Regions from separate parts of the Mus musculus genome. Here regions 1 and 2 are each linked to region 3. Evidence: chromatin loops called from intact Hi-C (ENCODE). Cell type or tissue: heart. All regions are shown on one strand.

Region 1 (8,000 bases), 53 kb before region 3:
CAATATTGATAGGGTCTAGAGTCCCGGAGGAGATACGCTTTTGGACATACCTGTGAGGGATCATCTGGATTAGGTGAGCTGCCCTGGAAGATCCATGGTAACTGATGGTTGAAAGAAAAGGAGAAGAAAGCTTAAGCAGCAACAGGCGCTGCTCCCTGCTCCCTGAAGTGAGCACAATGTAACCAGCTGCCTCCAGATGCCTCTCTCAGGATTCCCCCACCACCGCTGGTTGTAGCCCTAAACTGTGGGCTAGAGTAAACCTTCCTTTCTTGAATGGTCTCTCTCCTGTATTTTGTCCGAGCAACGTGTCAAACCCACTGCCTCTCAGTACCTTGTGCTTTGCCTCCCCTGCTTATCTCTGTGTGACTGTCTAAGTGTCTGTGGGGAGGCGGGAGGTGAGATTCAGGTGAGGTGTGGGTGTAGGGCTCCCATGAGCCTACAGGGGCTGCTCCACAGTTAGCCTGCGTTATGCCACCAAGCCAAGAGACACCAAGGTGTCCAGGGTTGCCAATCCACTTCCAGCAGCCCCCTTTGAGGTCCTGGCTGCCTGTGCAAAACTTTTCTACCAAAGTCTCTCCACGATGAGTTAGAATCTTTATGGGCAAGTCTCATACAGAAATCCTGACTCCTCTTGCCTGTTGGTCCTAGCTGGAAGACCCCACTGTAACCCGATGCAGGAGTGACTTTGAACTTAGTGAGTCCTGTGCTGTGCCAGGAGGGGTAACTTCCCTTCTCCCCTGCCCCCTTTTTTTCTTCCCCTCCTGTTCCAGGTAACCAAGACTTCCACCTGGCAGAGTGGAGCTATGGTAGGGAGAAACTCATATCCACCTAGGAGGTATGATGGGGTCCATAGATAACATGACCCCAGTGCTGGGTTCACAACACTGCCGCCATGGTGGGCTTTGGGCTCAGGGTGCTGTACTTAGTTGCCTGTTCCAATCTTTTGTATTTGTTTTGTTTTCAAAGACAGAGTTTCTCTGTGTAGTCCTGGCTGTCCTGAAATTTGTTCTGTAGACCTGGCTGATCTCGAATTCAGATCCACCTGCCCCTGGCACCTGAGTGCTGGCATTAAAGGCATGCACCACCATTGCCTGGTTTCCTGTTCTAATATCTTATTAAGCCATTACTCCAGGAAGAACATTGGGTATCATGACCATGTCCCCACTGTACGCCTCCCTAACCACCAAATATGTCCCTTAGTCCTATCATTATGCCCTCCTTTCCAACAGCCACCATGCCCATTGCACACCTAGTAAGCTAGGACCACCCAAGGGCACAGCATAGGACACCAGAAATGGCTGTTTCTCCCGAGGCTGTCCCATCTGTCCACCTCTGACTGCAGAGCTCCTGTCTCTTTTAAAGTGAGGCTTGCCTGCTGTACTGGCCTAGGGCATGTCCAAGAGGCCGAAGTCACCAGCTGGTCATGCAAGGCAGCTGCTGTTTTGACCCACAGAGGCCTTCTGGGGATGGCTAGCAGCCAGAGCTACCACTGGGGGAAAGGACAAAAAGGCTGTGAGACCCCAAGTTTTACCCCATGGCCAGCTTCTATCTGGGATGCTATGGTCCCTGGTAAGGCACAAGCTCTGGGGTCAGGCCGACCTCCTAACCTCCTAGCTGTACGACCCTGAGCCACCCTTGGTTAGGGTTCCCTCTTTTCCCTTTGGCAGACTGTACAGCATTCTGAGTACAAGTCTTCACCTAGACTAGACATGCTGTTAATCCAGGGACCTCTTCTCCTGGGCAGAACAAGGGCTCCAGTCGTTGTCCTTGACCAACCAAGACACAGAGAGTTCACCAGGCCAGCCTAGGTCACATGACAGGCACAGGTTCAGTGTTGACTCCCAACCTAGTAGTGTTCCTGATCATATTCCAAAGGACAGCGATGGTGGGTCGATGGAAACAGGGATGGGGTATGCAGGAGGGGAAGGTGGCGGCCTCATGTTGATCCCACACATGGTGCCTCCCCGTAGCAAATACTTACCAATCCTTCCCGGATAACCTAGTAAACATGTAGGGGGCGGATGGCCAGATGGATGACTGGACGGATGTATGGGCAAATGGACCAGCAGGAAGGTGACGCTTAGCTCTGTATTGTCTTGAATTCCTAGTACTGGCCAGCACGCTGGCTGCCAGCAATCTCCTTCTTCCTGTTGGCTGAGTCATTGCACCCAGCTTGTCCCCAAAGCTGGAAATACAGAAGGAAGGAAGACACAGAGACACCTCCCACCCCGCACCCCACCCCCCGACCTCACCACCGGCCCTGTTCTAAGATAAGGAAACTGAGGCAGGGGAGAGTCCCAACCTCACCGCTTCCCCAGCAGCTGTGGGCCTCTCTAGCCCTGCCTGGTTCCCTCACTACCGCAGGGGGAGACTTAAGCTTCTTTTGCTGGGTTTCTGGAAACTGGGGGTAGGGCGGGGGTGGGGCCAGTCCATACATCTGATTCCTGGAGGCCTTGTCAGTCATCCTGAAGCCCCGTGGCCTCTGCCCAATGAACCACCTCCAGTCTCCCTACAGAGACTCTTTCTCTTTCATCCTTTCCTCTCAGCCTCTCTTGTTCTCTTCCAGGGTTGGGTAGCAGGACACAGGAACCTAACTCTGTTTCCTGTGACCTTGGGGTCGTTCCTCACGTCTCTCTGTAGCCCAGCCTCCAGGCTCCAAGAGTCCTTGGCCACAAACAGTAGCTGTCCTCTTCTCTCTCTCTCTCTCTCTCTCTCTCTCTCTCTCTCTCTCTCTCTCTCTCTCTCTCTCTCTCTCTCTCTCTCTCCCCACCCCTCACGCCCACCCTGCCCTCTAGCCCCCTGTCTTCTCTCTCTGCCTAGTCTCTTGTACTAGTGTACTCTCCCATAAGGAGACTCCCACCCACAGCCAGCTTCTCCCTCCTCCACCCTCCCTCCTCAGAGAATGCCAAGTCTGCAGCTTTCCAGCGACCTTGAACAGGCAGCAGCTTGGCGCTTGGCTGGGAGAGCCCTGGGAGGGGCCTCGGAGCTGGTTCTGGCTAGGTGTCGGGACTGCACTGCTATGTCCCCCTCTAACCTGTTTACCTCGCTTTATCTCCACCCGCTGGCCCTTGTCACCTCCCTTCTTGCTCGCTATCTTTGTGGCACATCCCACTATTAGAAGTCAGTTGCAGGGAGGCGGAGATTCTTGGCTTCTGCTTTTAGAAACCCTGTAACAGGCCTGGCACACTGTAGTTGCTCACAGCCAGGCTAGGAACCGAAAAACACTCTCTGCTCTGGACAACACTATTCACTGAGTCCTCCCTGGGCGCTACCTCTATGTGCCTAACAGCGTGCTAGGACCCCATGGCAAGAGGGGGAAACCGAGGCACGCGGTAGCAGGCTTGCAGAGTCTAGACCTGAACCCACTGCATTCTGGTCTTTCTCCTGTCACCGCCTCTCTTCAGCCTGGGGTGGCAGGTGCATGTCCGGCGCCCCCGGAGAAGCAAAGGGTCAACCGAACGCCCCCGCCCAGGCCTCAGGGCCATCCTCAACACGGCCACCGCGAGCTCAGCCCGCGCCCACCGGGAGCTGGGGAGGGAGAGAAAAATGAGTTTTCCCGGCGCCCGGTGGCGGTGTCAATTGATCGCGCGCGGGCGGGGGCGCGCGGCGGGCTGGGGGCCTGGCTCGCAGCTGCCGGCGCGCAATTATCGGGAAAAAACCCGGGCGGCTGCGGCGCTGAAATTAGTTATCGATCCCTCGGCGGGGCCGCGCTCGTCGCTGACGGCTGCAGACCCCGGCCGGGCCCGGGGGGCGGGGCCTCCCGGCACTCCTCGGCATCCCCCTACTCCCGCTCACCCCGCGGTCCACTGGCGCTCAGTTGACCGCCCTGTCCTCCTCAGCAGGCCTGCCACTGCCGAGGGCTGGGCAGCTGGGCGCCTGGGAAAGTTTGAGCATCCTCTGAGCCGCAGGCTGCTCGGCTGTATACTGGGGCTGGGGTCGTTCCTGAATCTTGATCCTGGGAGAAGACTGTCCTGCTGAGGCATCCCTGCCAGGCAGCTGTGGGAACGTTTATACAATTTATTTTATCGTTTGCATTTATTTACGTAGTGTATGGGGGTGGCACATGTGTGTCCCAGTGGAGGTCAGAGGACAACTAGTGGGAGTGGGTTATCTCCTTCCACACAGCTGGTCCTGGGGATAGAACTCGTGTTGTTGGGGTATGTGGCAAGCTCCTCTATCCGATGAGCTGTGTGACCTGTCCTGGGCGTTTAAACATTTTATACAAAGCAACGATTTTTTAAATTTTTATTTATTTTTATTGTATGTATATGAGTACACTGTAGCTGTGTTCAGACACACCAGAAGGGGGCATCAGATCCCATTACAGATGGTTGTGAGCCACCACCTGGTTGCTGGGAATTGAACTTAGGACCTCTGGAAGAGCAGTCAGTGCTCTTAACCGCTGAGCCGTCTCTCCAGCCCAAAAGCAACGATTCTTGCCAGAGGTTTCCAAAGATGAGACACCCTACCTTTAAGATGAGAAAACCAAGGCAGCAAAGGCAGACAGACAGATGAATATACAAGTGAACAGTGGCCTCAACACTCGGGTGCCTGGTCAAGACACAGGCTGGGGAGTGACTGGGTTGGAGTGGCCTGGCTTCTCAGGGCAGAGCCTGGGACAGTCAGTCTGGGCCCCTTAGCCATGCTGAGCAGTGCCTCCAGCTTCAGACAGGAGGGAAAGAAAGGGAGACAGCATCTTGCTCCCACTTCTGTTCTCAGCACCCAGCTAGGAGAGGAGGGAGGCACCAGCCTGGAGGAAGGGACCTAAGTTCTAATCTTGACCCTGGAGTCACAGGCTCTCCACCATTCCCCAGGCCTTCTGCACTTTTATGTAGAGGAGGGTGGACCTGTGTCTCCTGGGGCTCTTTGGGGGTACTGTGCTCATCTCCCAGCCATGGGTGCATGGGGGAGGGCAGAGGGTGGTAGAATTAAAACAAGTCTTTCTATGTAGCCCAGGCTAGCTTGACACTTGAGCCTCCTGCCTCTGCTTCCTGAATATGAGGATGCAGGTGTGCATCGGCCTGCCAGCACTGCATATTTTCATGCAACAGCTACTACGCACAAGCAGGAGCTGTTGGTCCTGGGTATCGTGGGTCCCCTGAGAACAGGACAGCCTGTGTTCTCCCTCCAGGCAAGAAGAAGGTTAACTCTGCTGTTACACTACTTATATCGCCATGGTGAGTTCAGGGGGCTGAAGGATAGCACCAAATTGGGGTCAGAGACCAGTCCCAAGGGAATACTAAGGCCAATTTGAATAGGAACATGGAACTGTGTAGCTTAGAACTACTGGGAAAAAAGCCACTGTTAGGGATGGGCAAATGCTGCCCAGAAGCAGGCAGGAAGGACCATAGGCTTGGCATCTGTCATGGCTGGGGTAACTCAGGGTGTATGGGAGGAGTCTGAACAGCCGGAAGGGCAACAAGGTTCAGCCCACCTCCTCTTTGGGTGTCTGTGTTGTTTTAGCCTATGGGCTTGGCCTGCAGGGAGCCTGTGTTGGGGGGGCAGGTGGCCCCATGTGGTCTCCCTGAGCCTCAGTTTCTTATTCTGAGCTCAGCCCTGGGTTCGAATCTTCCTCGACAAGCCCTAGGACCTGGGTGTAACTATATCAAATGGGCAGGTCTGGGGATACAGCTCAGCTGGTAGACTGCCCCCCGTGGTGTGGGAGATTCCCTGGGTCCCACCTCCAGGGCAACAGGAACTGGAGGGTGTTGTCTGTCTCCCAGCACTTGGGAGGCAGAGAAGCAGGGGCATGGAGAATTTAAGGCTATCCTCACCTACATAGCCAGCTTCCAGCCAGACAAGGCCAGAAGCAATCCTCCTCCAAAACAAACCAACAATCAACCAAGTGGTTGCTACAGTGCCACCATGAGGTTCGGTTGGGTTTGCCAGCCACTCTGAGTCCTGACTGAGGTATGACTTCCTCTTTCTTCTCTCCCGTATCTTTCTTTTAGACGATGGCTAGAGCCTTGGCACTGCCATTTCCCTGGTCCTTTCTCTTTTCCATTCTTTCTCATCGCCACTGTGTGGGTCCTTGGAGGTGGCTGACCTCCATGCAGGCTCCGAAGGCACGAGATTTCTCTCTCCTTCGTTGGCCTTGTCTTAGGAGCTGCTGAGGTTGGCAGGCTGTCTTTCTTTCTTTGATTTTCTGAAACAGGGAATTCACTATGTAGATGAGGCTGTCCTGAAGCTCACATAGATCCACCTGCCTCTGCTTCCTGGTACTGAGATTAAAGATATGTGCCACTAAACCTGGCTACGATGGTTCTTTTGAATTCTGATAAAATTGTCCAGGAACATCAAAACAAAGCCACACTGTTGTGATAAATATTACTTTGGGGGGTTTACCCCCACTTTGGACCATATAGTTCCCAAATAAAAGACACAAAACTCTTTAGATTTATCATAAGCCTTAAAACACTAGAACTGGGCAGATACCAATTCTCTGTGCTATTTTGTCTACTTTCCTATTAATGCGCCCGAGATAACACCATGTTCAGCCCGGGCCACTCCCACTCCGACAGGCTGGCCCTCCTTCCTTGCTATGGTGCTCCCTGCCTGAGATCCCAAGTCTGGTACCTCACGCTATGTCTACCTTTTTTCTGCCCAGCATCAGACCAACCCACTACACAAAACAGACAAACAGAATCTGGAGGGATGATTTAGCAGTGGAGAGCATGCACATAACCTGTTCCCAGCTCTGATACCAAGTGTATTATAACCATGGGTGACTCCTGTTCCTAGGGCTCTGGTGTTCCTCTCCTGGCCTCCACAGGCACCTGCACTCACTCCTTCATATCCACACAGGCACAACTGCTGCAGATAAAACAATTAAGTCTCAGCTGGGCAGTGGTGGCGCACAGCTTTAACCCCAGCACTTGGGAGACAGAGGCAGAGGCAGGCAGATTTCTGAGTTCGAGGCCAGCCTGGTCTACAAGTGAGTTTCTTGACAGCCAGGGCTACAAAGAGAAACCCTGTCTCGAAACAAAACAAAAACAATTAGGTCTTTAATTCTCTATTAGCAAAACTAAAACCCCACCAAGTCAGTCAATCAAGCTGAAAGTGGGCTGGGTCTAAGGGCAGGTCAGCTCTCCCCTGCCCTCCCAACTTTCCCACAATGGGGGCGTAGGGGGTTACAGAGCCAGTTGGTCCTCAGGATCTGAACTCCTTTGGGACAGGAGAGGTGTCAGTCACTCTGCTGGCCACAGCAACCCTGGCCTGCTGCCAAAGAGAAAGAAAGCTAGAGGGTGGGGGTGAGAGGAATGTGGGGTGAAGGGGGTTGCTGTTCTGTCTCCCCTCTGGGACCTGGAAACCTGGAGAGTGTGAAGAAGTAGGGAGTGTGTGTCTGTCCTGGCTGGCTGGTGGGGCAGACTGAATGATAGGAAGCCGCTTCCCTGCTTTGTGGAGACTGATGCTCCCTAGCTTAGGACAGGTGGCGATTTAGTTCCCAGTTGGGAGATTGCAGAATCCCACAGATGACTGCCTGGGGCAACCTTCTGTGGGGATGCAAGAGTTCTCAATATTCCGCACAGCAAATGTCTGTGCTGAGAAGCAGGGTGTATCTCTGTGACTCGGGGGGCCAGGGTCTGTGCTCGTGGGGCGCATTCAGAGGAGGGGGAACATGCATGCTCCAGTATGTATCAGTAGACGTGTGAAGGACACATATGTCTCTGCAGGTGTAATGGGTAAGTGTTTGTGACATGACAGAACCTGCTGTGGGTCTACAAGTTCGCGCACGCATGTGTGTGCATGTGCGTACGCGTGTGCGTGTGCATGTCGCCATTCCATGTCTGCAGTGCTGACTGTAGGTTGGCACACCTGTGTGCATTTATGTTCACAGCCACCTGTGTGTGTCTAGCACGTGCCTGTGTGTATCTGCTCGTACTTGGTTGTCACGCTGCATTTAGATGTGGGTGAATGTTTCTGCGTGTGGGACAGGCTTCACCATGGAAGTACAGAGATGGGTGGGTATGGAACAACCTACATGCCTGTGTATCATTTGT
Region 2 (8,000 bases), 280 kb after region 3:
CCCGAATCCTGACCCTAGCAGTATAGGGACATCTGAACACAACTGAGAAGAGGCTAGGGCCTACTTTCTGTAGTCTTTGGCCTCAAAGACATCTTGACTCTTCAGAGTGAGACAACAGGAGTGGGCTGACACTCCTGCCCTACCTTGGCAGCAGCCTCTATGGAGCTCGTGGCTCGTGGCTCCCTGAGCCCAGGCCCACAGGCTCTAGCTTTGCCTGTTACTGGCTTGCTCTGTCTCCCAGGCAGTAGCTCCAGGCAGAATGTGAGGCTGGCCTGGCCTCCTCCTAAACAAGCCGGGGGTGTAGGCTATTGAGGTGACCTGTAGGCTATTGAGGTGAGAGCCTAGCTCTAGCTGTGTCAAAGGACGAACCTGGTGGCTCACCTTCCCTTACCCCAGACAGCAGCTTCAGAAGTGGGAGGGGCACACAGAGGAGCAAGTAGACCACAGAGACTGAGCTCTAGCTTAGAGCTAGGCCTCAGCAAAGCAAGCATGAAGAAGGAGGTGCAGTCTGTCCTGGGGGAGGGAGGAGCAGCATGTCCAGGCCTGAGGCAAGGCAGCTGCCACAGTGCTTATGTCATCAGGAAGCGGTGGGAGTTTGGAAGGCCCCCCCACCCCCCTGAATTCCAGAAAGGGTCAAAGGTCAACCTGCTTTAGGCTCTCCCAGAAGAAAAGCCAGAAAGGCAAGTGGGGGAAGGGCCCACAGGGCCAGCAGGAGCAAAGTTGGTAAGAAGCTGCTGGGGGGGGCGTGTGGGGTGGAGGAAGTCCAAGGCCCCAGGGCAGCTGAAGCACCTAAGGGGGCTTTGCTCCCAGCAATTCTGCCCAGCAACTGAACCTGGGCTTTAGAAACGTGGCACCTCCTGGCCCAGCAGAGTCCAGGCTGGGTAGTTGGAGAAAATAAGTCCAGATACGGTGATAGCCTTCCTTATAGAAATAGCCCCATCATACAAGGCCCAGAAAGCCCCTGATACTTCTCTTCAAAAAATCAGGTCAGGGAACTTGACAGCTAATTGCATATCCTGAGGCTGCTTAATGCCAGGCCTGAGCAGACCCCTATTGGCAGCTCAGGGGTCTTCCCAGCGGATGGAGCACTGGGCCTCTCCTGGGCCCTATTCCCAGGGACTAGAGCTTAAGAGCACCAGTATGAACTGGGTATACCACCTAGAGGTGGTGGCGCACGCCTTTAATCCCAGCACTCCGGAGGCAGAAGCAGGTAGATTTCTGAGTTCGAGGACAGCCTGGTCTACAAAGTGAGTTCCAGGACAGCCAGGGTTATACAGAGAAACCCTGTCTCCAAAAACAAAACAAAAAAGAACTAGGTGCTACAAAGCCTCATGCTCATGCCTGTCAACAAGTTGCAGAATTACCCTACAAATCCATCCTGGCAAGGGGAGGGTCAGCTCCCACTTACTGCATACACCCAGTGAGATGCACCTGTCCAGTCTTTAGTCACACAACACATCCTGTCAGTCAATAACTGCAGGGACACCTAGCATTTAGGACTTAAGGTTTAGGTGGTGGCTTCCAAGGCCTGTGTGTTGTAACACCACCATCTTGTACCTTATCTGCTCCTCCCTCAGCCTGCAGAGCTTCTGCCTCTGAAAGGGGGACAGGGTCAGGGGTGGGTGGGGGGCAGGGTAGCTGGCCTTCCTCTTAGAAGGCTGAATCAATCCAGGTTTGGAGACATGGGGTGACATATACCTCCATGCTGACATTCCAGCAGCAGGACAGTCTTCCCTGTGTTTCCTGCTAGAAACCAGAAGTAAGGCCGAGGAGACAGGACCAAGGGAACGCCGGGGCACTAGAGCTGGCCTGCAGAGCAGGAAGAGGTCTGGAATGGCCCCCCAGATGAGAGAGGGATGTGGGCTGAAGCCTAAACACAGGATGTGAAGTCTAGAGAAAGAGGATCCAGGAAAGAACAGAAAAAGCTGGCCAGGCCCAAGCCCAAGCTTGGCAGACCATGTTCTATTAACCCCTTCGAGGCCAGTGGGAAGCATCTTTACTACCAAAGCCAGCTGACCCTTCCTCGGTGTCCCTCCTCTGATGATAGATGGGGTGAGCTCTGGGCTCTCATAAGAGATGGGATAATGGTCAAGAATCAGAGAGGGGCTGCTCCAGGGCAACACTGAGGTTGTGAGTACCAGCGCTGGGGTGGGAGGTGGGGTGGGCTGGGGTGGGGGGAGACATGTTTGGGTCTCATGGCCCAAGAGGCACTGCACAAAAAGGCCAGTCAAGTAGCTTCAGATACTGGAGGGGCCAGGTAGAAAGATGTTCTCCCTCTTTCTGTGGAGAGTACGGGACGCCCTAGGAAAGCAGGCACCTTACAGCAGGGGGACCCAGCCCAAGGTCCTTCCCAGCAGCAGAGTCGTGAGCTGGAAGCAGAAAAGACCACCTACTCCATTTCCCATGCTTGATGTCCTAGTCACTTTGGGAAACACTAAAGCTATTGAGAGGCCTCAGGCCATTTGACAGGTACAAAGAGAGCCCCTAACCTCTCCAGCAGCTTAGGCTGTTTTAATCCCTAAGCTATGAAGAAATCAGCTGGGCCTCTGCCCATCCATCAGGTTCTGAGGTCCCCAAGTTTCAGACAGCTGGCCTCAGAGCCCGAGCAAACAATGTGATGAAGAATCAGAAGTCATGAGCTCACCCTCAGGACCAAGCGCCATCAGGGGCAGGCAGGATGGCCAGCCCCCACTCACCTCTGCCTTATACATTCGAATGAGGCCCTGGTTCACTTTAGACCAGGAGGGGACAGCACTGATGTTCCACAGCTGGTTGGAGTGTTCCGCAAAGGGGCCAGTCTTCATCTGGAAAAGAAGTCCAGGAACTAGAGAGGCAGTATGCAGGCGTGCACACACACAGACACGCACATGCACGCACACACACACCACAGCCTTGACCTACAAGGCCTGTTGAAAAAACAGAACTTCTCTCATCTACAGCCTCTGCTTACCTCTTTCACACAGACAAAACAGAGGCTCCATCCCAATGTCTATCAAATTTAGCAACCCAGGAAGAGACCATCCCTACCCTAAGAAAGTAGAATGTGTTCCTATGCAGACACACTGTAGGTGCGTGGTCTAGACCTGCCTGGAGGACAGGAAAGGGGCTGTGGACAGGCCCTGATGGATCTGGTCCTCTGAGACAGAGACAGAGATAGAGGGAGGCTCCAGATCAGTACAGGAGGGAAGTTTGTTTAACAAGGTCAAGAGTAGGGCAGAAAAAGCCACAGCAACAAGACGAGCAGGCACATGGATAGTCCATCAGTGCTCAAACTCTGACTGCAGGAAGGCAGAGCACTACTGCAGTCCAGTGCAGTCCCGGGGCATCAGAGCCTCGGCTGGGGCACAGGAATAGGGAAGCCTATGTCCCAAGTGCATCCTGCCAGTGAGAGTGCAAGGCCAGTCCATTTGTATTTACTAGCCATGCAGCCTGGCACGCCCTCCTCACTCCCTCCCCAGGTTACAGGCAGCATTTATTTTGGGGAACAGGGCTCAGAGGACAGCCCCATACTACACAGAAAGACTCTGAAAGGCTCTGTGAGCCTGGCAAAGTTTACAGTGCCCTCAGCTTCCGAGATGTATCCCAACACTCCTGCAAAGACTCCACCGTCAATCTCTCTACTTCCTTGCCCCAATTCTGCACACTTGCAGGCTGGAACTATGAAACAGGGTCCCCTACAGACCCCTGAGTGAATGACCACCTGCTTTGTCTCACAGCAGGTGCTCCAGGCTGGCTCAGCAAGGACCCTGCCTGGGGGACCAGCCTTGCTCACTAACAAGGGACATTCAAAACGGGCTGTCTGGCAGGCTGCAGAGCTAGAGGCAGGCCCAAGTTGTGTAGCTCAGTTATGTCCCTAGAGAGGCCACTTCACCCTCAAGGCCTTCAGGGCCTCAGGTCCCAAGTCCTTCAGAAGGAGGTTCTGCGACTCAAGAGAAAGGAAAAAAAATGAGGGAGAAAAGAAATTGGGGGTGAGAAGACGCCCCCAAAAAATCAGCTCATTCTAGCCACAAAGGGAGAAGAGAAAGAGCGAGAACAAGCAAGCAACTGCAGTCCCGCAGTGACCCCAGGGGAATCGTGTGAGTCAGAGCAGCCATATTGAGCAGGAAATTACTCACAGACGCTGCGTTCCTGCCTCTCCACTCCCCAGAGAATCGGCCTTTTGTAAATGGTTCCTCTGTCAGTAACTGGGGGGATGGGCAGGGTGGGGGAGGCTCAGCACAGCGCCTTCCTGTCAGCTCCTTCCCTTCCAGCTGAAATCTGATCCCTCCCTTCCCAAAACTCCAAATTTAGAAGCCAGATTGAAACTGAAATTCTTTTCCTGCCTGCCCTTGGCTCTTAAAGGCGCCAGGGCTACATTTCCTGAAGCAGTTGGAGCCCCGCAAGGTGGGCTTCCTCCGCTGTCACATCCAGTACTACTAGCAAAGCGGTCCTGACACAAGACCCAGCAAAGAGAAGTGGTTTCCTTCCCAACTTCCTTGGGTTTTGTTTGAGCAGTAAAGACTGCAGGTCTCCCTGACCAAAAGCCCTGAACACCCTGTAGGCTTCTGTGCCCTCTGGGTGAGACTGCTCACTTCCTGATGGGGGTTATAAGTAAAAACTGCCAACTTCATCAAGTAGGGGTGGGGAATATCTATACATCTGTATCCATTTCTCTGTCTGTTTAGCTGTCTATCTGTGAACAGCAGCAGCAGCAGAGCGCTACAACTGCCCAACCCAGGCAGGCAGCATGCCCTTGCCACCACAGTGCCTAGCAACCAACCAGAGCTTGACTGACCCAAGAGCCTGGAACCAAGAGAAAACCAAGCCTAGCAGAGAAGGTGCACAACCACTAAAAAGCTCCCCTCCCACTTCCTACCTCTGTTACTGAAGCCACCAGAGTTCAGTGCACTTTAGCGCCTCCTTGTGGTTATTTGGACTACCGTCTATGGGGTCCTCCATTCCAAACTTTGGAAAAGGTTTTGGGGTTTTATATCAGCCGAAACAAACACACACACTAAATCTTAGCATGGAATCCATCGATCTCCAGTCCCTGAAGCCCAGTCTCGCTAGCCTCCTTGTTAGAATTATTGACAGGGACGCAAGGGGCTTGGCCAGCCGCCAGAGGAAGCAGTAACAGCTCAGGCTTTGGCCTCAAGCAGCAAGCTCTGCAGAATCTGAAGCTCCTTCCCATTCAGCCCTAGCTCTCACCCTAGATCCTCCCTAGCCCCTCGCTGCACGCTCAAGTCCTGCAAAGCTATCTTTCAAGGCAGTGAGCCAGGCTGCCCCCAGTCCTTCTGACCTTGAGCCTGCCACACTGCTGAAGGCAGCATTATCTCCAAGAACCAAGTAGTGGCCGCCCAGCCGTCAGTCCCTGCTCCATTTGCTGACTTGGAAAAAAATGTGTCATTCCCCTCTGGCCCCTGGAGCTTGGCACAACCCTGAGGCAAATGCTGACCAGAAAGAACCTAGAGTCAAGGCTGCTAACCAGGCTTTTCCCTGCTCAGAGGCTCAGAACAGGGAGCCAAGAGAGTAGCATCCAGTCGGGAGACCACATGTAATTCCACAGGGCAAACATGCAGGAGGCACAGAAAGAGAAGCCAGGACCCTGTGAACTTGGGGTGAGACTTGATAGGTATAGGCAGAGAGAATGACAAGTTCTAACACCTCCCAGAATCAAGGCCCTGAGACTCTGGGTCCCTTGATGAGCTCCTGGCTCTTGTCCACAAGATTCTGAGAGGGAAAGCTGACATGGGCCCAAAGCCAAGAGTTTTCAGAGTCCGTGGGCTACCTTGGGGAGTGTTCCAGCACTATACTGTAGGGAATCCTGCCTCGGTGAGACAAGTACTTCCAGTTAGGGAATGTGCTGAGTAGTATGGGCCCAGTGACTGCCACCACAGGTGATGTTGGACCCAGTGACTGCCACCACAGGCTGCTTGTTTTCACCTCTCGAACACTGCTGAGGTACAGAGAGACAGAACTACTCCCAGCACTGCAGCTCCTCTAGGGATTTCAACCTGAGTCCATAACCTCTAACTTGATTGCACCCTAACACATTGCATGGCACCCTCTTAGGCCTGCTGCGGGTCACCAAGTCTAACTAACAACTACAATTTAACCCCTCAGCCCAAGAACCCCATGGGAGCTGAGTATGGTGGCTGATTTTCTAATCCCAAGCAGTCGGAGGCGGAAGCAGGAAGACTGTCATGAATTTAAGGCCAGCTTGGGCAGCAGAGTAAAGCTCCAACTCAAACCTAACAATGAGAGTCCTCCTGGTTCTGGAAGAAGGCTGGCGGCTGGGCAAGAGGGCCCAGTTGCCAAGGCTGCCTAACAGAGGCTGGCATGGCTCTCACCTCAGTGATGAACAGGATGCACTGGAGAAACATGTAGTCCTTGTGGTTCTCGCTCACCGCCTTCTCATCCACGAAATGTCTGGGCTCCAGGTGGGGGTGGTCTGGGAAAAGTAGAGGCCTGGGCTTCAGAACAGCCCTGACCCAGCCTGAGCACAAGGTGCCTACCTCAGACAGTTTACAACTATTGAGATGGCATGGTAGCACAGAGCTATGGTAGAGTCTCTGCACAAAGATCACAATGGGACTGAGAAATCCTTGTCACCTAGCGAGGCGCTTGCTCACTGTACACAGTTAGTCACCATGCATGTACCCGTGGTGATAAGGGTGCACACAAACCTGATGTGCTACCAATCAGCAGAGATGACAAACACACCTGAGCATCCTGTAACCATGACAACAGCTCTGCACCTGGTTTGTCAGCAGCACCAACCTCTGCTGTTTAAGCACCATTACCTACCTTAAAAGTTACCTCAGCTGGGTGTGGTGATAGATACCTTTACTGCCAACATACAGAGATAGGTGAGTTCCAGGCTAGCCAGGAAAAATAAAAGTCCCTCTAGTGGAGCTAACCACACATTCGCTGTGTCAGAAAGGCATCATGGTGTGGAAGCACACACCACAGTGCTAGGTATCCTCTGCAGTGTCTGAGAAGACTGTGGTTAAAGTGGCTAGGATGGCAAGTTCTCAGCTATTTATTAGGTATCTGTGAGTACTAGTTAGCAGCAGTTCACTCTTCATGGAACTAAAGTGACCAGCAACCCTGTCCAATGGCAGATCCCAAGATGCTGATCATGCCTGGATAATCCTCTTCTGTAAGGAGCAGATAGAGCAGACTGGGAAGCACACAGGACTCAGCACTTGGCAGCAACTCGCCTAAACACACACACACACACACACACACACCCTGCACAGAGTTCCATCCTAACTGAATGACACTGATGATCACAAATCACAAGAGGCCCTAGTTTTCATTGTCAAGCCCACAGCTGCTGCCAGGAGCAGGAGCCGGATGCACTCACCTGTCTGTCCTACAGCAGGCCATGCACTCACCTGTCTGTCCTGCAGCAGGCCATGCACTCACCTGTCTGTCTGTCCTGCAGCAGGCCATGCACTCACCTGTCTGTCTGTCCTGCAGCAGGCCATGCACTCACCTGTCTGTCCTGCAGCAGGCCATGCGGCCCTGGTTCCTGCTTCCCCACTTCCTGCTCTCTTGGTGGCATCCCACCCTTACCTCCTCTAGCTGGCCACACTGGCTCACAGCATTAGGTCCACAGTACATAACCTCCATCACTAGCTGGGCTAAGCTGGTCTAATGTCCTGCTCAACAAGCTGTCATTGTGTGTCCTGGGCAGGAGGGGAACACAGCTGCACCCATTGGGTACGAGGTGGAGATGTGACCACTCACTAGTACCTATGAGCTGTGAGCTGCCCCAGATGAAGGGCAGGAACTGGAAGTCATCCAGACCCCATACGCCCTGGCTGCCTGCAGGCTCCATCCTGTATGTCTTCTGCAACTTCCGCATAACCTCAAGATACCTGTGTTGAAGGGGCAGGGAGAAAGGAGAGAGAAAGGTGAGAATGACATTTCTTCAGCACACAAAGGGTACGGAGAATGTGAGGCTGAAAGAGCCAACAGGCTTTCCTCTCCCCTCAGACGTCTTCTGTCAGGGA
Region 3 (8,000 bases):
AAGGAGGCCTCCTACCAGACACTGTCTAGACGCAGCAATTATTGTCAGCTCGGAACACCCAGGCTCTGCCTGTGCAGCTGAAAAGGAGCTTAACAAAGAGAGAGGGAGGAAGAAGAAAGCGGAGCAGAGCCGCTCTGAGCCTGCCTGCCCGCCTGCAGCCCGCGGCTCTTTCTCTGCTTGGGCTCCCCCCCTCTTTGTGTTCCACAGGCACTGTTGAGGGGACAGCTCCTCACAGCTCAGAGATGCCTGATGGGGACAGAGCAGGAGGTGCAGCTCTGGGGCCCTGGCCAACTCTTCTGAGCTAGGCTTCTCAGAGTGGATGCTGGGAAGTCTGGGTCTTGTCCACTTTAGAGGGCTCTAGCCTACACCCTTGTCATACTGATGGGGAGCCTTGGGTCACGGAATGACAGCCTGACACCTACCCTCCTCTGCTTCCAAGGAGCCAGGCACTTTGTAGATAGGGTTAGGGGTGGGGGCTCAGAGAACACAGTCAGCCGTGGGGTGGCTTCAGGTCTGTCCTTTAGATCTGGGCCTTATTCTTCTCACCCTTGGGAGGAGGTGAGAGGGCAGGGCCAGCATAGCTTTGATGGGAAGCCCACCCTCCCCCGCCAGGACAGGGTTTCTCTGTGCAGCCCTGGCTGTCTTGGAACTAACTCTGTAAACCAGGCTGACCTTGAACTCATAGAGACCCTCCTGCCTCTGCCTCTTGAGTGCTGGGATTAAAGGTGTGTGCCATCACTGCCTGGCTGGAAGACTGTTATTAGCCGTGGCAGGCCCTTCAGAGCTGGAAGATGAGCACTTTGGATTCCATATGTGTCCTAGAACCTTCCCCCTCCTCTCAGTTGCCATTCCCGAGACCCCCTTGGCGTTGGCAGCAGTGGTGCTCAGAGTGTAGGGGTGGAGCCTCAAGGCCCTGGGTTTCTGCAGCTAAAAACACAGCTCAGGATCAGCAGATGCTCAGACAGAGAAACTGAGACACGCTGTCCCTGAACTCAGTTGCAAGCCACCAGCTGTTCCCCTTATCTCCCTGTTCCAGGGCATCTGGGCAGGGGCTCTGCTCTCAGCCCAGTCTGTAGCTCTAACTCTACCCACTAGCTTAGGCTCATGGAAAGGACCTACTGTGTGCTCAACTCTGCTCTCCTCTTGCCAGCAGTTGGGGTTGGGGGCCGGGTGGGGAGTGACTTGGTGGGTGGGCACCTTCTACATCCTGTGGAGGTAATGAGCAGTCCCAACCTACTGCTGGGGAAAGGCCTGAAGCTGGTCAGGGCTCCAGAGTGACTGGGTAGGGGTAGCTGGGTCCCTCTCAATCCTTCTCAATTAGAGACAAGGCCCTCAGAGCAAGAAACATGCATACCTGCCCTTACATCACACCCGAGGCCTCTTGATCTGTCCCCAGGACCTTCCCAGGCTCCAGGCATCGGCCTGGCCTGCCCGAGGCTCAGCCCTGCTGGCCACACACTGTCTTGTCTGCTGTGTCTCCCAGTACTCAATTATAGGAACAGAACCCTCCTCTCTCCCTCTGCACCATTACCATAACAAACCTGATTCCCCTGCCTATACTGCAGACCCACCGGGATCAGCCGGTCCACCAGGATTCTAGCATATTCTGCAATGCCACTGCAGCTCCCTCAGCCCTCCCCACTGGGTCTTCCTTTCACCTGGCGCTCTGAGCCATCTCTACCAGACCCTCAAATATGCGAAGCTGCCAGCCTGCTCCTGTGAGTTGTCCCCTGCCTCCTGAACAGCACCAGCCCTCCCTGTCACATAGCCAGCCCAGACAGCTTTCTGATTCCTCCCGCATCTGCACTAGGCTGGTCTTCCACCATGGCACAAACCAAGCTTGAGTTCAGCCCCCAGTTCCTAGCCTCTGGGAGCTTTGGAGACCTGTTCTCTCTGCTCCATAAAAGCCTGCCAAACCTTCCAGAGGCAGGAATTGATAGACCACTTGGATCTGAGGCCTGAAGACTGCCAGTCCTGTCTTCCCTGGCTTCGCATTAGTTGAGTTAGTCATCCCAGTAGATCCTCATGCACCCTTCTCTAGGACACTTCTGACCCCTGCTGAGATCACACACACAGCCAGTCTGCCTAAGTCCCTGATATTTCAGCCTTCTTGGGGGCACCCAATGCATTTTTTATGGCTCGCCACGCCTGCGAGCCCTGTGGGCCAGCTGTCTCTGGCTTGTCTCACTCTGTGAACCCAGCTCCTGCTTCTGAGGTGCCTTCCCAGCCTGACACCACCTAGAGGTAGGAGAAGTGACTTGGGCCCACACCCCCCCCCCCCCCCCCCCCGTAAGTGAATCCCTCTCGGCCCAAGCACCAAGGCAACCTCTTTGTCCTCTTTCCCAGGGCCTCCATGCAGACTCCCAGGAGTCACCGTGAAGGCCAGAACAAGGCTGTGCCATTGTGCTGCCCACTGACCTGAGAGCACTCCCAGGAGCTGGAACTGCCTTGTGCCCAGTTCCTCCCTCAAGCCCCCATGCAACTAGGCCAGTCCACAAGGACAGGAGGATGGTAGGTCCAGCAGGGGTGGGTACCCCACATCTATTCCTCCTCCAGAATTGGCCCAGAGCGTTCCCCAACCCTTGCTGTGGGATATCTAAGCCTCATCTTCCTTCCTCCCTGCCCTGCCTGTCCTTTCCCTCCAAATATCTATCCCTCTCCTCTCCTCTCCTCTCCTCTCCTCTCCTCTCCTCTCCTCTCCTCTCCTCTCCTCTCCTCTCCTCTCCTCTCCTCTCCTCTCCTCTCTCTCCTCTCCTCTCCTTGTTCTCGCCTCTCCTCTCCTCTTTTTCTCTCCTCTCCTCTCTTTTCCTCGTCTTCTCTGAGTCCTCCCTGGGCCTCCTTCCTTTCTTCTTCCTGGGTTAAAAATAATCAACTTTCTGGGAAGCGGCAGTTCCCGCTGAGCCGCCCTCCCCACACACGGGAGCCCCTGAGAATAGCTTTCTGCGGCTCTCCACTGAACCCCTCCCTCCCTCCTCCCTCCTTCCCTCCGCCCCCTCCCCGCCGGCTGACTAATAAGCCGGGCAGCCGGCTCTGCCAGCTCGCTGCAAGGGCGTTAACTGCTTCGTGCCCGGGTGGCGTTCAGCATATAGCGACAACAGGAGGGTTGTAGGGCACCAGGCCACACGGAGCCGGAGCTCTGGGCCCGTAGTAGACGTTTAACTAACCCAGCTCTGCTAGGCCGAGTGGTTTGGTGAACTTTGTCATCTAACTACCGCTGCGAGCCTGCTGCTGCTGCGGCTGTTGTGTGGCTAGCTAGTTCCTAGCTTAGGAGGAAGGGGTCAGTGGGATCAGTCAGGAGAGGCACCCAAGGGTCGGGACCACGTGAAGGGTGTGACTGGCCTAGTGACTCCTTGGCCCCGGATTCTGGGAACCATTGCGACGGGGCAGAGGTCAAAGGCAAGGCAAGGCTGCCTGCTGCTCTGGGGATCCATGCAGGTACCCCACTGGGAGGGACTTTGACAATTAAGAAATTACATCTAGGGAAACTGAGGTCCAGGGGGTGTTATTCAGGCTAGGATGCATCTGAACATCTGCAGCAGTGCGTGAGGCTCAGTGCTGCAGGGGGCTGATGATCCCAGTCCCTCAAGGTTGGAAGAAGAGCCGGGATATCAAGGTCAAAGGTGAGGGGTTGCTAAGGAGAGCAGAAAGTCAGAAGGAGCAGAGGGGTCCACTCAAGCCCCACCCACTCTGCGCGTCCTGGCATTACCTCATCACCAAGCATGCCCATTGGCTGGCTCTCCTGGAGGCCGGCCCAATGCGGCGGAGCGCATTAACCCGTTCCTCCCAGCAAGCTGCGCTCTGCCCACACCACCCACCTCTGTGTCCCCCACGTAGCCTGCAGAGCCTGAGAGTTGAGAGGACCGGGGAATAGGTGAAGGAGGTGCAGTCCTACGGCCGCATAGTCCCATGGGTGCTGTGTAACTGGGACATCCCTGTCCTGTTCTGGGCTGTGTGACCTTGGACAGACTGCTGCACCTCGCTGAGCCTCGGTTTGTTTTTCTCAGCTGTAAAAAGAAGTGAATGATGTAACTCACGCCCTTCCTAATCCCTGCCATGTGCTTGACAAATGCGGGGCACACGTGGGCTCTGCGTCCCACGGTGCGCCTGAGTGAGCACAAGTGGTACCATTGGGAAGATGGGGTTTCGGGAGAGCAAACGGCTCAAGGTTACCCCGCCATCTCAGGGCTGCCTTTCTTACAGGCTTCTTCTGCTCTTCAGGGAAGTGTTGCTTCCCGCAGTAGAGGTGGAATTGTGCCCAGCTGCTCAGACCCCAGCAAACCCCCTGTAGTTGACCAGTGACAGAGGAGAGCCTTGTGGTCTCCAGGAATATAAGCTGGGACTGAACCCCCAATGGCAGAGGACCCCTGGGGCAAGCACAAAGAAAGGACTACTGGGAAGGACTGAAGCATAGCAAAGGGTTAGTCAGCTACTGGTCCAGAAGGCTGCTTCTCTGGACTTTGGAAATATGCAGAGACCCACAGGCCTGCCTGAGTGTTTACAAATTATAAATCAGGCTAGCAAGCAGCTAAATCAAATCCCTTCCCTCCACCCTGACAAATCCACCTTCCTTAGGAAAGATACAGGCCTCCAAGGCTGGGTTTGTATTTCTAGCTCCCGGGTTTTTCTGGTGCCCAGAAGGGAGCACACGGTGGCTAGCTTCCTCCCAGGATCCTCAGCTCTATCTACCACCTCTGCTTGTCCTCCGCGGGCTGTGCACACTCAGGACCGAGTGGGCACTGCAGGCTGAGAGTCAGCTGGGGCCACGCCCCTACAGACAGCCATCTGCTGGTCACCTGAGTGCTGAGAGTGCCCACGAGGCAGTTTAGACAACCCTCGGGGCCTCTGAGACCCGAGCTCCGGGGCTCCGACCACGCTGGTCTCTGAACCACCAGTCTTAAGTGGAGAGGTCCTGCCAAGCGCCCTGGGCTGCAAGTGCAGCTGGGGTGGTCTTCGCTGGAGCCAGGGGCTGCTCTCTTGGAATTTCCTTCTGCCCTTTGCTTCTGGCCACACCCACTCTAGCTAGATCGCCACCCCTAAGCCATTGCGGACTCTTCCCAAAGTTCCCGTTCCCACTGCTTCGGCCTGTGCTGTGCGCACCTACCCCTCTCTGCCCCCTCCCAGAGCTCCTCTCCCACATTCCCTGCCCACCTGGTATCCCTCCCTAAAGCCAGCCATGCAAATCTTCCTGGAACTCAGACCAGGCTGCTGCTTCCTTCAGCAACAGAACTGGCTTCCATGTTGAGTTCCCTGCCACAACGTGCCCCACTGATGGCCAGCTTCCCCTGGATGCCACCTTTTTGTCTCATCCCCCTGTGGCTCTGGGCTCCAGCCATTGGCCCCAGCTCTGATTAGGTAGGGCACATTCTGTTCCTTTCTGCGCTGGGTCTTTGCACTCTCCACTTGCTTGGCTTGGAGTCCTGTTTTCTGCCCCTCACCTCCTGGGGGTGGGGCGTCCCTGATCCCCACCCCCACTCCCAGCCCAGCAGAAATCACACAGCAGGAGCTGGTTATCTGCGGAGTATCCGGTGGCCAGCTAGCTTCCCCCCGTGGCCAGTGTGCAGCAGGAAAGCTGCCCGGCAGCCAAGCTTGCAGCTGCTCCTCTGGGTCTCAGCAGAATGCCCAGCATCATGGAGGACCACTGGGTGCTGGAGGGGATCTCTGGATCTCAGCAGGCCCCTGGGCTCTCTAGTCTTCATCAGCACTGCCTCCCGCACAGCCCCCTTTATAAAGGGACCTCATGTTTCCATTCTCCAGGACAAGGACACTACGCACAAAGGTTCTTTGACACAAAAGGCGAGTCACAGACCCAGATCAGAACCCAGGTGGTCCACCTCCCTCCTTCTAGCTACAGACCGAGGGGGCAATATCTTGCTGTGGGTCTTTGGGCAAATGTCTCAACCTCTCTAGTGGAAGCTTTGCTTTGTATAGGACTGGCCAGAAGGGTGGGTGATCATTTGAGATTCTTCCCAGTTAACATGGGGCTGGGGGTGCTGTGATTTGTGACCTTCAGACAGTTCCTCTGATGGCCTGACCTGCAGCTAGCACCTACCTCCAATCATTCTCCCAGGCTTCTCTATGAAGTGCACCCTGCTTCACTGCCAAGGAGACAAGGCAGGGAAGCCTGGTGGTTAGAACACCCAGCTTCAGGGTGGGCCAAGTGCAGATCCTGCCACCTCCTTAGCATAGCAGTGTGGCTTCAAAGGGTCGCTGTCCACCAGGCTCTTCATCTGTCACAACTCATTGAGCCCTGGGTGCTTCCTGGGTTGTGAGGACAACGCCAGCACTTGGCTGTCATGTCAGAATGGACACAAGGGCTTTGGTCCACCTGCCTGTGTTCTCAGCTTATCAGTCAAGTTAACCACGTGGTTGAAGAATGTCATCTCCACTCAGACGAGTTCCCCAAATCCAACTGAGAAGTTGGACCTGAGTACCTGGTCAGACCACCAAACTGTCCTGCCTTTCTGTCTCAGGTCTAGCCTGAGCAGCTATCACTCTGTCACAGGTCTAGCCTGAGCTGCTTTCACTTTGTCACAGGTCCCGCCTGTGTTGGTGTTAGCCTACCAAATCCAGGACTTGCCTTGGCTATCAGGTCCTGAGGTTCAGAGATACAAAGCTAAAGGTTTGGGGGGGCGCCGAGGCTAGTTATTCTGGGGTGAGGTGGGTAGGAATTGGAGCAGGGTTCTTGGTTTCCCATGCCATAAGATTTATATTTGTCACCTAAAGGTCCTCTCAACAGCACTGGGACACCACTCAGGTCCTCAGCAGGGCATGGAGACTTGTCTGAGCTCACAAGAAGGAGGGGAAATGCCAAGTTCTCTGTGGTTTTTAAACACATTTGTGTGTGTGCGCGCACACAGGTATGCACATGCAGGCAGAGGCCAGAGGTGTAGGGTCCCTTGGAGCTAGAGTTGTGGACAGTTGTCAGCTGCCTGATTTTGGTGCTGGGAACTGAACTCAGGTCCTCTGGAAGAGCAGCAACTGCGAACCACTGAGCCATCTCTCCTGCCCCTGCTCCCCTTGCGTTTGCTCTGAAACACCCTGCTTCCTGCCCAGGTAAACGCATGCACATCGTACTGAGACAGGGAATGGAACTGATAAAGAAAATTTCAAGATTTTCACAGGTCCATACCTAACACGCTCAAGGGATTCTTACTCCCCAAATCTTTCGTTTTCTTTTGTTTTCATTTTTTGAGTCAGAATCTCATGTAGCCCAGGCTAACTTTAAACTTGCTATGCAGCCAAGGATGACCTTGGATTCCTGGTCCTTCTGCCTCCATATCCTGAGAGCTGGAACTGCAGACCTAGGCCAGCCTGCCTGGTGTGATGTGGTGCCGTGGACAGAACCCAGGACTTTGTACGTGCTGGGCACACACTCTGCTCGTGGACCCACCATTCCTCGCTCCCAGACATGGTCATTAATGAGCATGGGGGCTCCTGGGTCACATCCCAGCAGCCTTCCCTCACACTGCCCTCATTCCCTTGTTTCCTGTCTCTGCTTGACTCTGGGTACACTGAGGGTAACTGGATCCTTGCTGCAGACCCTCCATGCATGGTTCAGGTCTAAGCGAGGGAGGGGTGATGCGGACCTTCCCACTCTTCTACAGTCTTGGTGTCTCCCAGCTCTACATGTGAAAGGATGTGCCCTGTTCTGAATCTGAGTGCTGGATTCCTGCTGATCCAAAGGAGAGGGAGGCCTTAGTACTCAAAGGAATGGGGCTTGGGGGGTGGGAGGTGGGGGTGGAGGGGTGGCTCGTCTGTAGGGGCTGGTTACACCTACATCTCTCATAAGCTCACTCACCTTTTTTGGCCATACAGGATTCCCACCATGACATTGCTGTGTTTTTACAAGGTAATTTTCAGTATTGTCCCATTTTACAGATGAAAAGGTTGAGACTCAAGACAGAGATTACCTTAGGGCTGTAACTTTAAGCTGCAGTTGGGGTCAGATGAGTGACTGAGTGTGGGTAAAGGTTGTTTACAGGAAGAATAGTTCCTGGATG

The links. Hi-C counts contacts between places; a loop is a spot of excess contacts. Peaks named below come from ENCODE experiments on the same cell type or tissue, not always from the same donor. Only the 100,000 strongest peaks of a DNase experiment are listed, where the experiment ranks them.
Region 1: a loop joins it to region 3, with 3 times the contacts of the local background. A loop is called at or near these places in 16 of 42 quality-filtered maps.
Region 2: it touches region 3 in a loop (4-fold over the local background); 5 of 42 quality-filtered maps call a loop at or near these places.

Annotation. Positions count from the first base shown.
Region 1 is chr2:30,767,265-30,775,264 of GRCm38, reverse strand. It overlaps Gm39783 (a long non-coding RNA gene), which reads right to left and starts at 3,719. Exons shown (of 4, transcript XR_001783261.2): 1 at 3,043-3,719; 2 at 1,982-2,185; 3 at 51-101. In heart, CTCF peaks have their summits at 4,309 (motif pointing right) and 5,878; DNase peaks (open chromatin) are centred at 1,459, 2,104 and 3,104; H3K4me3 peaks cover 2,116 bases; H3K27ac peaks cover 6,199 bases.
Region 2 is chr2:30,438,094-30,446,093 of GRCm38, reverse strand. It overlaps Ptpa (protein phosphatase 2 protein activator), which reads right to left. Exons shown (of 10, transcript NM_138748.5): 7 at 7,741-7,865; 8 at 6,330-6,430; 9 at 2,697-2,804. Among named protein-coding and RNA genes, the nearest start is that of Ptpa, 26 kb to the right of the region's middle. In heart, a CTCF peak has its summit at 4,920 (motif pointing left); DNase peaks (open chromatin) are centred at 563, 4,133, 4,803, 5,223 and 5 weaker places; H3K4me3 peaks cover 5,413 bases; H3K27ac peaks cover 6,451 bases.
Region 3 is chr2:30,714,217-30,722,216 of GRCm38, reverse strand. Gm14488 (a long non-coding RNA gene) reads left to right here and starts at 1,030. Exons shown (of 4, transcript XR_866106.3): 1 at 1,030-2,244; 2 at 2,347-2,511; 3 at 7,816-7,849. Mir3089 (microRNA 3089) reads right to left here and starts at 1,007; the gene lies at 924-1,007. Gm39782 (a long non-coding RNA gene) reads left to right here. Exons shown (of 3, transcript XR_866107.2): 3 at 1-654. In heart, CTCF peaks have their summits at 2,206 and 4,734 (motif pointing left); DNase peaks (open chromatin) are centred at 3,006, 3,716, 4,796, 5,416 and 5 weaker places; H3K4me3 peaks cover 4,569 bases; H3K27ac peaks cover 7,768 bases.